Linked DNA regions of Mus musculus: region 2 is linked to region 1. Evidence: chromatin contacts called from ENCODE Hi-C or POLR2A ChIA-PET data. All regions are on one chromosome and are shown on one strand. Each heading gives the region's core, a stretch centred on a gene start or an enhancer-like site at or near the end of the contact. The rest is flanking DNA. Distances are from core to core; before and after follow the strand shown.

Region 1 (5,408 bases), core at 1,981-4,480:
GAATGTCTAAGGAGAGGGCGGGGACTTCCTTTCCTTCTGAGGCAGGGTCTCTTGGGCTTACTGTATAGCCCAGGGTGACTTCAAATGCATTATTCTCCTAGTTCCCCCTTCTACCTCCCAAGTGCTCAGACTGCAGGTGGACGCCACTCTGCCTAATTCAAAACTGTGAACTTTTAAAACCTGCTTGTGGTGGACCATTCCTTTAGTGCAAGCACTACAGAGGCAGAGGTAGGTGAATTTCTGTGAGTTCTAGGCCAGCCTGCTTTACATAACTTCTAAAGGAGCCAGAACTCCATATCAAGACCCTTTGAAAAACAAAAACAAAACAAACCAACCCTTTTCTTTGAGCTGGATTGGGAAGGCAGCTCAGTGGAATGTAGAGTTTAGCATGTGACCTCCGATCAAATTAGCATGAAACAAAAACAATCTGTCTTTCCAAACTGTTAGCCACTTATCTGCTGAAATCAAACCATCTCTAATATATATGATGTGTGGGGAAAAAAAGCAAGACAGCTAGGTTGAGATAGTGTCTATATTATTTTTGTGTGACCCCAGTCTACATTGGAGATGGTGGCACATTCCTATAGTCCCTGCTCTTGGGAACAGGCATCCATAAAACCAGAGTTCAAAACTATTTTAGGCCATGAGGCCAGGGACTGGGATACAAGAAACTCTGTCTGAAAAGACTGTCCACCACAGCAGAGATGGCTCAGGGGTTAAGGGCAGGTACTGTTTCTACAGAGGACCCAAGTTCAACACCTAGCACAAATATCAGGTCGCTGTGAACTACCTGTAATGGGAGCTCTGAGGGATGGGACATGCATCTGGCTTTATCAGGCACTTGCACATACACAGACACACATATACATACATAAATAATAATAAAAACTCTTAAAAATAAACTCACCCTCAGTACCACTAACAAGCAACAAATATGAAGAACACTGAAATAGCAGCTCTGCTTACTCAGGGCCAGAAAGTTTGTGGCCTTGTACAAGCTCCCTTGCAACTTCGTTTACAAGAGAAAACCTTTAAGAGAAATAAGCAAGCCAACTCATATCGTGTTACTTCAATTTTGTTTGATCTTTACACATTGATGGGGCAGTGGTTGTGCGCACTTTTAATCCTAGTACTAAGGAAGCAGAGGCAGGGGGATTTCTGAGTTCGAGGCCAGCCTGGTCTACAGAGTGAGTTCCAGGACAGCCAGGGCGATACAGAGAAACCCTGTCTCGAAAAATAAAGATCAGGTTTGGCTCACAGGCATCTTCACCTGTTGAGACATCTTATCAGCTCCAAGACTTTTTTTTTAATGTTGTTGTTGCTTAGGTTTGTTGTTGTTGTTGTTTTCTTTTCTTTTCTTTTCTTTTTTTTGTTTTTTTGTTTTTTTGTTTTTTTTTTTTGTTTTTTGGTTTTTCGAGACAGGGTTTCTCTGTATAGCCCTGGCTGTCCTGGAACTCACTTTGTAGACCAGGCTGGCCTCGAACTCAGAAATCCGCCTGCCTCTGCCTCTCGAGTGCTGGGACTAAAGGAGTGCGCCACCACGCCCCGCTTTACATTTTTTTTTTTTTTTTTTTTTTGGTGTTGCTTGTTTTTTGAGAAGGGCCTTAAGTAGCCCCACCTGGCCTAGAACTCCCTGTGCAGCTGAAGGTGACTTTAAATTTCTGCTTCCAACTCCCACATTCTGTAGTTGCAGGTATTTCTCACCTTCCCCAGCTCAAATTACATCCTTTGAGCAATGTAACTGGGGAAGCTCAATGGGGGTAGGGTGGGATGTAGCTTACTTAGAAGTGTTTACCTAACAAGCACAAAACTAAGTTCAGTGGTGAACTGGGAGATCAAATTCAAGGCCATCCTTGACTATAGAGAGTCCAAAGCCAGCCTGACTGCACGGGACCCTGTCTCAAAAGAAAAATATATGGAATCACAAATATGGCCATAGTGAAGATACTTAAGAAGCCCATAACCATGTCTTGTGATATAATGGTTATTCATCTAAATAGTGAATAAAGTAACTACCTTCCCTTCACTCTGGTCCCTCCTGGAATTATTTTTGTGATGTAAGACTTGTAAAGATTAAGTACACTAGTAGAGTTATCACACATGAAACACTGTCATGTACATAAACACTAAATGTTGCCTAGTACTTTTACAGTGATTTGAATGGCTCCCATGGGCTCATATGATTGAATGCTTGATCCCCAACTGTTTGGGAGGGATTTTAGAGAAGGTGTGGCCTTGTTGGAACAGGTGTGTAGATGGGAGTGGGTTTTGAGTTCTTAAAAACCCACACCAGGCAAAGTCTCTCTCTCTCTCTCTCTCTCTCTCTCTCTCTCTCTCTCTCTCTCTCTCTCTCTCTTCCTCCCTCCCTCCCTCCCTCCCTCCCTCCCTCTCCCTCTTCCTTTCTCCATCCCACCTCCCCCCACCCCCTTCTCTCTGCTTGCTATCTGTGGATCATAGCTCTCAACTACTCCTGTTTCAGCCCGGGCTATTAAAAAAAAAAGTCCCTATTTCAAAAATTAATTAAATTAATTAATCAGAGTCTGGAGCAGGAATGGTGGCACATGCCTTTAATTTCAGCATTCGAGAGGCAGAGACAGAGGCAGATCGATCTGAATTCGAGGCCAGACTGGTCTACAGAGCGGGTTCGAGGACAGCTAGGGCTACACAGAGAAACCCAGTCTCGAAAAAGAAAAAAAGAAAGACAAAATCAGAGCCTGAAGTCCTGTGAAGGAAAAGAGGGATCCAGGATCCATGGTACTGTACCACACAGTTAGAGAAGAGCCAACGCCTGGTCCAGATGGCCTTCCCTAGTCTCTCTGTCTCCTAAAAAAAAAAAAAAAAAAAAAAAAAAAAAAAAAAAAAGTGCACAGCACTATGCTCAGTAGCTCAGACAGGTGTGTAGCACACGCTGTAGGAACTACACTACCCAGCATGCAACTGAAAAAGAGCGGGGCCTTTCGGTAGGGACTAGCGCCCCCACAGAAAGTTTCATTGACTCCTTTCTCATTTCAGCCACCTCCCAACTCTTCAGGCTTCGCCCCCACCGAGAGAGGGCGTGACCTCGAGGAGGCCCACGAGACGCTTCCTCCTTTCCTTCTCATTGGTCCGGCTCAGCTGTCATTCGGGAGCGAGGAGAAGTTTGCTTCCTGATTGGTGAATTCCGTTTGGCGCCAACTAGGAAAGGGGCGGGGCGGCGGCTATCCTGAGTGTGCAGCAATTAACGCTAAGGCCACTTTGGTGGTGAGGGAAGTGAAGGTTCCTTCTCTGCGAGCCGGCTACGGAGCAAGGAGGGAGAAAAAAAGTGAGGCGAGTTAGTCGGAGCGGTGGTCTCAAGACTCTTCCTCCACGGAGTTTGTTTGGATTTAATCTTGAGGTTGCAGGCGCCCGCCCGCCTGCGGGCCTCGCGGGACAGAGAGGGAAGCACCGGTGCTTGTGCCTGGCGCCTGCCGAGTCCCCTACGCTCGCCGGTCCGCGCCGCTGCCCGTGGCGGCCGCGTCTCTGAACCGCGGGGTCGTGTTTGTGTTTGACCCGCGGGCGCTGGTGGCGTGGCACGCGGCTGAAGCCGGTGCCAGCGGGGCGGGGCCCGGCGCAGCGGAGGCGGAGGAAGACGGAGCGGGAGTCCGGGCAGGCCCGGCGGCGCCATGGAACTGGGCCCGGAGCCCCCCCACCGCCGCCGCCTGTTCTTCGCTTGCAGCCCCACGCCTGCGCCGCAGCCCACGGGGAAGATGCTGTTTGGCGCGTCAGCTGCTGGCGGACTGTCCCCTGTCACCAACCTGACGGTCACCATGGACCAGCTGGAAGGACTGGGCAGGTGAGAGACCAGCGAGCGATGCCCCAGGCCGCTGGCCTCTGGTCGGCCCTCGGGATGATCCAGCAGGAAACAGAGTCTGTCCACTTGGTTCTGATGCTCCGACCCGGAATGGCCTGGCTAGGGCCCGCCATGTGCACCCTCCCTCCCGGGCGGAATGTTGGGCGGGAGAGGCCGTTCGGATAGTCCAGGGCTATCCTCAGCCAAGAGCCAGACCGCGGAGATCGAGGAAGCCTGCTGGGCATCCTGTCTTGTTCACCCCTTTCAGATTTCTCTCTACGCTGTCTCTATTCCAGAAAAGTCTTTGGAATCTACCCTTATGGGGGTTGGGAGGGAGGGTGAGAATGGGTCCTCCTAGGCCCTCTTTGCTGAACCACCCGCGCCGGATCTTAGTTTCCTGTAAGCTTTGTTCCTTCTCAACAAAGGGACGTGGCATTTTCTTTTCTTGCATTTGTGTAAAATCTATGCAGCCACCTGGCCGGCACGTTTCTTGTATCTACCCATCTACTACCTTTTTTAAGCTATCACTTTTTACCTAACTTTTCCATATTGGAAATCTTCGAGGACTTTGTAGTCCTACACCACTATCACTAACAAAAATGCTTAACACTATTTTTAGTGAAGTTGCTTTTCCTTCGATGTTGGGTATTTCGCCTCCTAAACTTGTCTTACAACTTTTGCAAACCCTGAAAAGCTGGGACTCCTGGCCTAGTCACCTTTGCCCTTACTCCTGGCTCACTCAGAACCTCAGACTGAGGCTCTCCTTTAAGGAAACCCAGCCCTTGCCACAGGCCTGTCTGACAATGTGGCCCAAGGCCAAACCACTCACTCCTTTCTTTGTTTAAATGCCAACTGGGGTATTCTGGGTGGCCAAGTGGGGTGTCCTTGGCTTGGTCTCTCAAAGATGGTTTGTGGCAGCCTGGCTACTTCGTGGCCTGTATGTCACCTTTTTTTTAATCATGTGCTAGAAATTGCTCATGTGGAGGTGCCTCTCTTGGTTTCAGTGACTGTGAGAAAATGGAAGTGAGAAATAACAGCAGTCTACAGAGAATGGGCTCCTCAGAATCGACCGATTCAGGTATTGCCATTACTGTTCATGTGTGTCTATGTATGTGCTCGTGTGTGTTTAGATCAGAAGGCATCAGAGCCGCTGGAGCTGGAGTTACAGGCCATTGTGAGCTGCCTGATATGGCTGCTGGGAACTGAATTTGTCCCCTCTACAGGAGCACCAAGTGCTACTAACCACTAAGCCACTTATTTTTAAGAATTTAATTAAATCAATTTATTTATTTTGAGACAGGGTCTCACCATGTAGATCACATTGGCCTCTTGCCTCTTGAGTGCTGTGGTTAAAGGCATGGGCCACCATCCATCCCCCTGACCACTCCAGGTGTCCGTTCAGCCTTCACATTCATCTGGAGTCAGCCATTCGGGAAGCATCTTGCCTAGGAATTTAATTGGCAACAGTACACATAGAAATTGTGGTGTGGTGTGGTGTGGTGTGAAGTGACAAACACCCTTTAGTAGAGTACAGAGGAAGCTCCTGAGACAGTTTATGAAGAGAAGAAGCGCCAAATCTTTATTCCAGTTCTTTTTTCTT
Region 2 (5,907 bases), core at 2,651-5,150, 43 kb before region 1:
AACTGAAACCTTCCCAGGCCTTTAAGTTTTTCATAATTATCATCAAATCTGTTGGGGTCTTGACAACATTAAGAACTGAAAACCAGGACAAAATTTTGCCTATGAGCCACCAGAATCTGGACATTGAGTTGTTTTCTAAATGTGTGGATATAAGGTGATGCCCCAATAGTCTCAAGTGCTTTGGTAATGATGCATATGCTTACTGTTGCTGTTATTTCAAGTGAAGTTCACACATCTTAGTATTTGTAATGGCTATTCCTGGTTGTCAGTTTGACTATATCTGGAATAAACTACAATCCACAATTGGAAGGCTCACCTGTGGTCCAAATCTTGAGGCTGGGAGATACAAGTTTCTCACCAGGATCTTGGCCCAGAGATGTTGAGGCATAGTGGCTATGAATCCCAGGAGACTAAGGCAGGGAGATCTCTTGAGTTCAAGATCAGCCTGGGACAAAATAAATCCCAGATCCAGCCAGGCGTGCGATACCACGCCCTTGATCCCAGCACTTGGGAGGCAGAGGCAGGTGGTTTTCTGAGTTTGAGGCCAGCCTGGTCTACAAAGTGAGTTCCAGGACAGAAAAGGCTACACAGAGAAACCCTGTCTTGGGGGGAAAAAATCGCAGATCCAGGTGTGATGGTACACACCTCTAATCTTGACCATACCTTCTGCTGGAGACCTACATAAGGCCATTAGAAGAAGGAAGATTCACTCCCTTTTGCCTGATTGCATTTACTTGCCAGCACATCTATTGGAATCTATTAGCCTTGTGGAACTGAGCAACTACTAGATCCTTGGACTTCCCATTCAAGGCTGACCATTGTTGGGGAGTTGGACTACAGACTGTAAGTCACCATAACAAATTCCTTTACTATACTGAGACTATCCGTAAGTTCTGTAACTCTAGAGAACCCTGACTAATGCAGTATTGAAGTAACAGAATTAGAAGGCAGGTATATTTGGTTACCACATTAAGCTACAGTTTCTAGTAGCACCTTAGATTATCGATAGACCTAACTATTTGACCTCCACCTACTGGCCACTCCTTTTTGTTTTTTGTTGTTGTTGTTGGGGGTGGGTGAGGGTGTTTGTTTTGACAGGGTCTTATTATGTAGATCTGGCTGACCTGGAACTCACACTGTAGACCAAGCTGGCCTCAAACTCACAGAGAGCCACCTGCCTCTGCCTCTGGAGTCCTGGGATTAACAGTGAGTGACTCTATTGTGCCTGGTTCTTCGTTAGTTTTTTGTTTGTTTGTTTGTTTGTTTGTTTTTGGTTTTTTGTGGATGCAGCAAACTTTATTGATGGTATTCAAGAGAGTAGGGAGGGCTCCCTAGGCCCCTCCTGTTATGGGGGGCTGGGGTGGAAATCATGAGGGAGATGCTCAGTGTTGGGGGCCGAGTTGGTATAGGGACTCCTCAGCAACCGAGGGCCTCTCTCTTGCTCTCAGTGTCCTTGCTGGGGTGGGTGGTCCAGGGTTTCTTACTCCTTGGAGGTCATGTAGGCCATGAGGTCCACCACCCTGTTGCTGTAGCCATATTCATTGTCATACCAGGAAATAAGCTTGACAAATTTGTCATTGAAAGCAATGCCAGCCCTGGCATCGAAGGTGGAGAGTGGGAGTTGCTGTTGAAGTCGCAGGAGACAACCTGGTCCTCAGTGTAGCCCAAGATGCCCTTCAGTGGGCCCTCAGATGTCTGCTTCACCACCTTCTTGATGTCATCATACTTGGCAGGTTTCTCCAGGTGGCACATCATATCCACAACGGACACACTGGGGGTAGGAACACAGAAGGCCATGCCAGTGAGCTTCCCGTTCAGCTCTGGGATGACCTTGCCCACAGCTTTGGCAGCACCAGTGGATGCAGGAATGATGTTCTGGGCAGCCCCACGGCCATCATGCCACAGCTTTCCAGAAGGGCCATCCACGGTCTTCTGAGTGGCAGTGATGGCACAGACCGTGGTCATGAGTCCTTCCACGATGCCAAAGTTGTCATGGATGACTTTGGCCAGGGGGGCTAAGCAGTTGGTGGTACAGGATGCATTGCTGACAATCTTGAGTGAGTTGTCATATTTCTCGTGGTTCACACCCATCATAAACATGGGGGTATCGGCAGAAGGGGCGGAGATGATGACCCTTTTGGCTCCACCCTTCAAGTGGGCCCCGGCCTTCTCCATGGTGGTGAAGACACCAGTAGACTCCACTACATACTCAGCACCGGCCTCACCCCATTTGATGTTAGCGGGGTCTCACTCCTAGAAGATGATGATGGGCTTCCCCGTTGATGACAAGCTTCCCATTCTCGGCCTTGACTGTGCCGTTGAATTTGCCGTGGGTGGAGTCAGGCTGGAACATGTAGACCATGTAGTTGAGGTCAATGAAGGGGTTGTTGATGGCAACAACCTCTACTTTGCCATGTGGAGAGCAGAAGGCAGCCGTGGTGACCAGGCGCCCAATATAGCTAAATCCGTTCACACAAACCTTCACCATTTTGTCTACCGGATGAGGCTGGCACTGCCCAAGAAGATGCAGCTGTCTCTGGAACAGGGAGGAGCAGAGAGCCTCTTCGTTAGTTCTTAACAACAGTTCCAAATAAACCTCTACATCCTCCTTTACATCTGCCCTTTGATTATGCTGGCTTGTTGTTGAGAATGGTTGAAACACATGTAAACTATGCAACCAGTCTTCCACTGTGTGTGTTGTATGTGCATGCAGAAGCCACATAGGCAGAAGGAAAACTGAGCTCATGGGAGGTCTCTTATACTCCAGAGGTATGTTAATGAGGATGAACTATAGAAAGTAAACTTGGGGGGCTGGTGAGATGGCTCAGTGGGTAAGAGCACTGACTGCTCTTCCAAAGGTCCTGAGTTCAAATCCCAGCAACCACATGGTGGCTCACAACCATCCGTAATGAGATCTGACACCCTCTTCTGGTACGTCTGAAGACAGCTACAGTGTACCTGAGCGAGCGAAGTGGACCAGAGCAAGTGGGGCTGATCAGAGTGAGCAAAGGTCCTAAAAATTCAGTTCCCAACAACCACATGAAGGCTCACAACCATCTGTACAGCTACAGTGCACCCATATACATAAAATAAATAATAATATTATTAAAAAAAAAAAAAAAAAGAAAGTAAGTAAACTTGGGCATGGCCGGCCTGGGAAGTAAAATTAAAACAAGATGCCTGACTGCAGGTATATAGTAAGGTTATTCTCATCCCGTGAAAGCAGAAATGAACTCATGCCTTCACCAGCAGGACAGGCAGACAGACAAAAAATGAACTTTCAGACTGGAGAGATGGCTCAGTGTTTAAGAGCACTCACTGATCTTGCAGAGAAGGTGGGTTCGATACCAGAACCCACACAATGGTTCAAAACATCTGTAACTTCAGTTCCAGCTGACAGCCCTTTCTGGCCTCTACTGGCACCAGTCACCCTGGTGCTGTACCCAGACATACCTACAGGCAAAACATCATAATAAATGGATTTTCACACTAGAGAGATAGCTCAGTGGTTAAGGGTACGGCACAGACTGCTCTTCATGGGAACCTGGGTTATATTCCCAATACCCAGGTCTAAGCTCACAGCCATCAGGTTCCAGAGGATCCAGCGCCCTCTCCTGGTTTCATAGGCACAAGGAACGCACGTGAAACATACATGCGCAGGCAGAATACGCTTACACGTAAAAAATTTTTAAATTAAAGCCTTTAAAAAAAATAAAGAAATGGACTTTCCTGAGGAAGATACGCTGTGTAAACAAGCTGCCGGCGCCGCAACAGATCTCTCTAGCCCACCAGGCGTGCAGCGCCAGACTGCAGGATCCGGAGGGCTGCCCTGCCGCGTGCCTGAAGGACCCCAAAGGACCCGTGGGCTATCTTGCTCAGTGCCTGGTGACCAGGAGGATTGGCGGGAGTACCAGGTGAACCCAGAACCCGGGCTCGCTTTGGAGACCGAATAACTGAGTCTGGTGTGGGCTTCGGCCTGTAGTAGAGAAGCCCAGGTTGTTCGGTTGTGTCCTAGAATACGAGGGCAATAGGAGGGTTGGGAGCCAAGACTTAGGGGGCGGCTGGGGAGGGAGGGAGACGAGTAGGAGGTGTGGCTGCAGAAGTGGAGTTGACGGGCCAGCGACCACGTGACTAGCGTGGGCGCTAAAGTAGTGGCTTCCTCAGTTGGCCAGGCAACTTGTAAAACGTGTAAATGTCTGATCGGTTGACAAAGTCAAGCCAGTTTCTTTGCTTGGCAGCACTTTCTTGTAAACCAATAACTAAGACAGCCCTAACCTAACTGGAACCACACCCTCTCTACAGATCGCCGGTCCTCCCAGGAGACCCCTTAGCAGCCTGGCCTTGGAATGGCTAGATCAGGTTCATGCACTGATTCATCCAGCTAAGATCTGTGGAAATCCAGGTATGTACTAGGCACCCTGCGGAGGGACTGAGGTGAAGATGGTGAGCAAAGCGGACTTGTGCTTTCATGAAGCTGTCCTTTATGTGGACTATGTAACCGAAGGAAGCATTGAGAAAGTATGACTGCAGACGTGAGCCGAGTGCAAATGGGCAAGTGGGAGATAAGCAGGGAGTGGAACTTGGGGGCTGGGGGGAGAGGATGGGAACACGTCCTTACACGAAGATAGTCAGGCCAGAAAGGCATGGGACTGAAAACACCTATGACACTGGAGCAGAAGAAGTAAGGTGCACCACATGAACCCAGAGGAGTGCCCAGGGACAGAAGTGCCAAAAAGGGCAGGTTAACGTCCCAGAGTCTGTGTGAGGACCTTTGTCTTCAAAAATCAGAATATCCTTTGGAGGGTTAAAGAGGAGTCTATATGATTAGCTTTCATTCCAGTAGCTGTAATGTTCTTTAGCACAGATTTGCAGAGTGGCGAGAGTAAAGTTTAGACACCATCACAGAGGGTGTCACAGAAGTCCAAGACAAAGGGGTAATGGTAATTATAAGGAAAAGATTTGTATGGACTTTTTTTTTCTGGTTTTGGTTTTTCGAGACAGGGTTTCTCTGTGTAGCCCTGGCTGTCCTGGAACTCACTCTGTAGACCAGGCTGGCCTCGAACTTAGAAGTCCACCTGCCTCTGCCTCCCAAGTGCTGGGATTAAAGGCGTGCTCCACCACTGCCCAACTTGTATGGACGTTTTTGTCCTTACAAATTTGTAGAGGTGAGATTCTCAGAACTTGGTAATAGTGTGGAGAGTGAGGAACTGGGAGTCTCAAGGACATCCCCATGGCCACTGTGCCATGTGACCATCTAGAATATTATTAGGTTAAATGGGTGTGCTGTTCCCGTACTGGTTAGGTGAGGCTTGGCTCCATAGTTAAAATGGAACATCCAGTGTAAGCTGTAAAGAAGATTTGAGCAGAAGAAACATTAGCATAGTTTCTTTGTTTTGCTCTTAACCCTGGTACAACTACCATGGCTGCTAAGCTATATTCAGGCTAAAAATAATGAGAATGTTACCTGATTGTGCCCAGTGTGTGGCCCTGGACACCTTCTCTGTATTTGTAGACAGATAGAAATGATAAATACATATGCATGACATATAATGGTAGATAAGAAGTGGTGTGTGGCCATGAAGCTTTATTATTATCCTTCCAATTCTACAGTGGATAGAAGATGGCTAGAAAATAGGACCTCACAAGTAGAGGCAGTCAAGTCCACCGGTGGTGGCACAGCCTTTAATCCTAGTGCTCAAAGGAGACAGAAGCAAGCAGATTTCTGAGTTCGAGGCCAGCCTGGTCTACAGAGTGAGTCCCAGGGCAGCCAGGGCTACACAGAGAAACCCTCTCTTGAAAAACCAAGGGAGGTGCTGGTGAGATGGCTCAGTGGATAAGAGCACTGACTGTTCTTCAAAAGGTCCTGAGTTCAAATCCCAGCAACCATATGGTGGCTCCAAACCATCT

What was found. A loop is a pair of places that touch in the nucleus more often than their neighbours do. ChIA-PET counts read pairs that join two places held with the same protein, here RNA polymerase II (POLR2A).
Region 2: POLR2A ChIA-PET joins it to region 1 with 21 read pairs in embryonic stem cell. The contact joins the promoter of Nme6 here to the promoter of Cdc25a in region 1. A Hi-C loop is called at or near these places in 2 of 37 maps with a recorded cell type or tissue (T-helper 17 cell and mouse trophoblast stem cell). POLR2A ChIA-PET finds 5 or more read pairs at or near these places in 3 of 5 experiments (Patski and embryonic stem cell).

What each region holds. Positions count from the first base shown.
Region 1 is chr9:109,872,349-109,877,756 of GRCm38, forward strand. It overlaps Cdc25a (cell division cycle 25A), which reads left to right and starts at 3,231. Exons shown (of 15, transcript NM_007658.3): 1 at 3,231-3,811; 2 at 4,813-4,886. The coding sequence starts at 3,642.
Region 2 is chr9:109,828,894-109,834,800 of GRCm38, forward strand. It overlaps Nme6 (NME/NM23 nucleoside diphosphate kinase 6), which reads left to right and starts at 3,901. Exons shown (of 7, transcript NM_018757.1): 1 at 3,901-3,914; 2 at 4,303-4,402. It also overlaps the pseudogene 3000002C10Rik.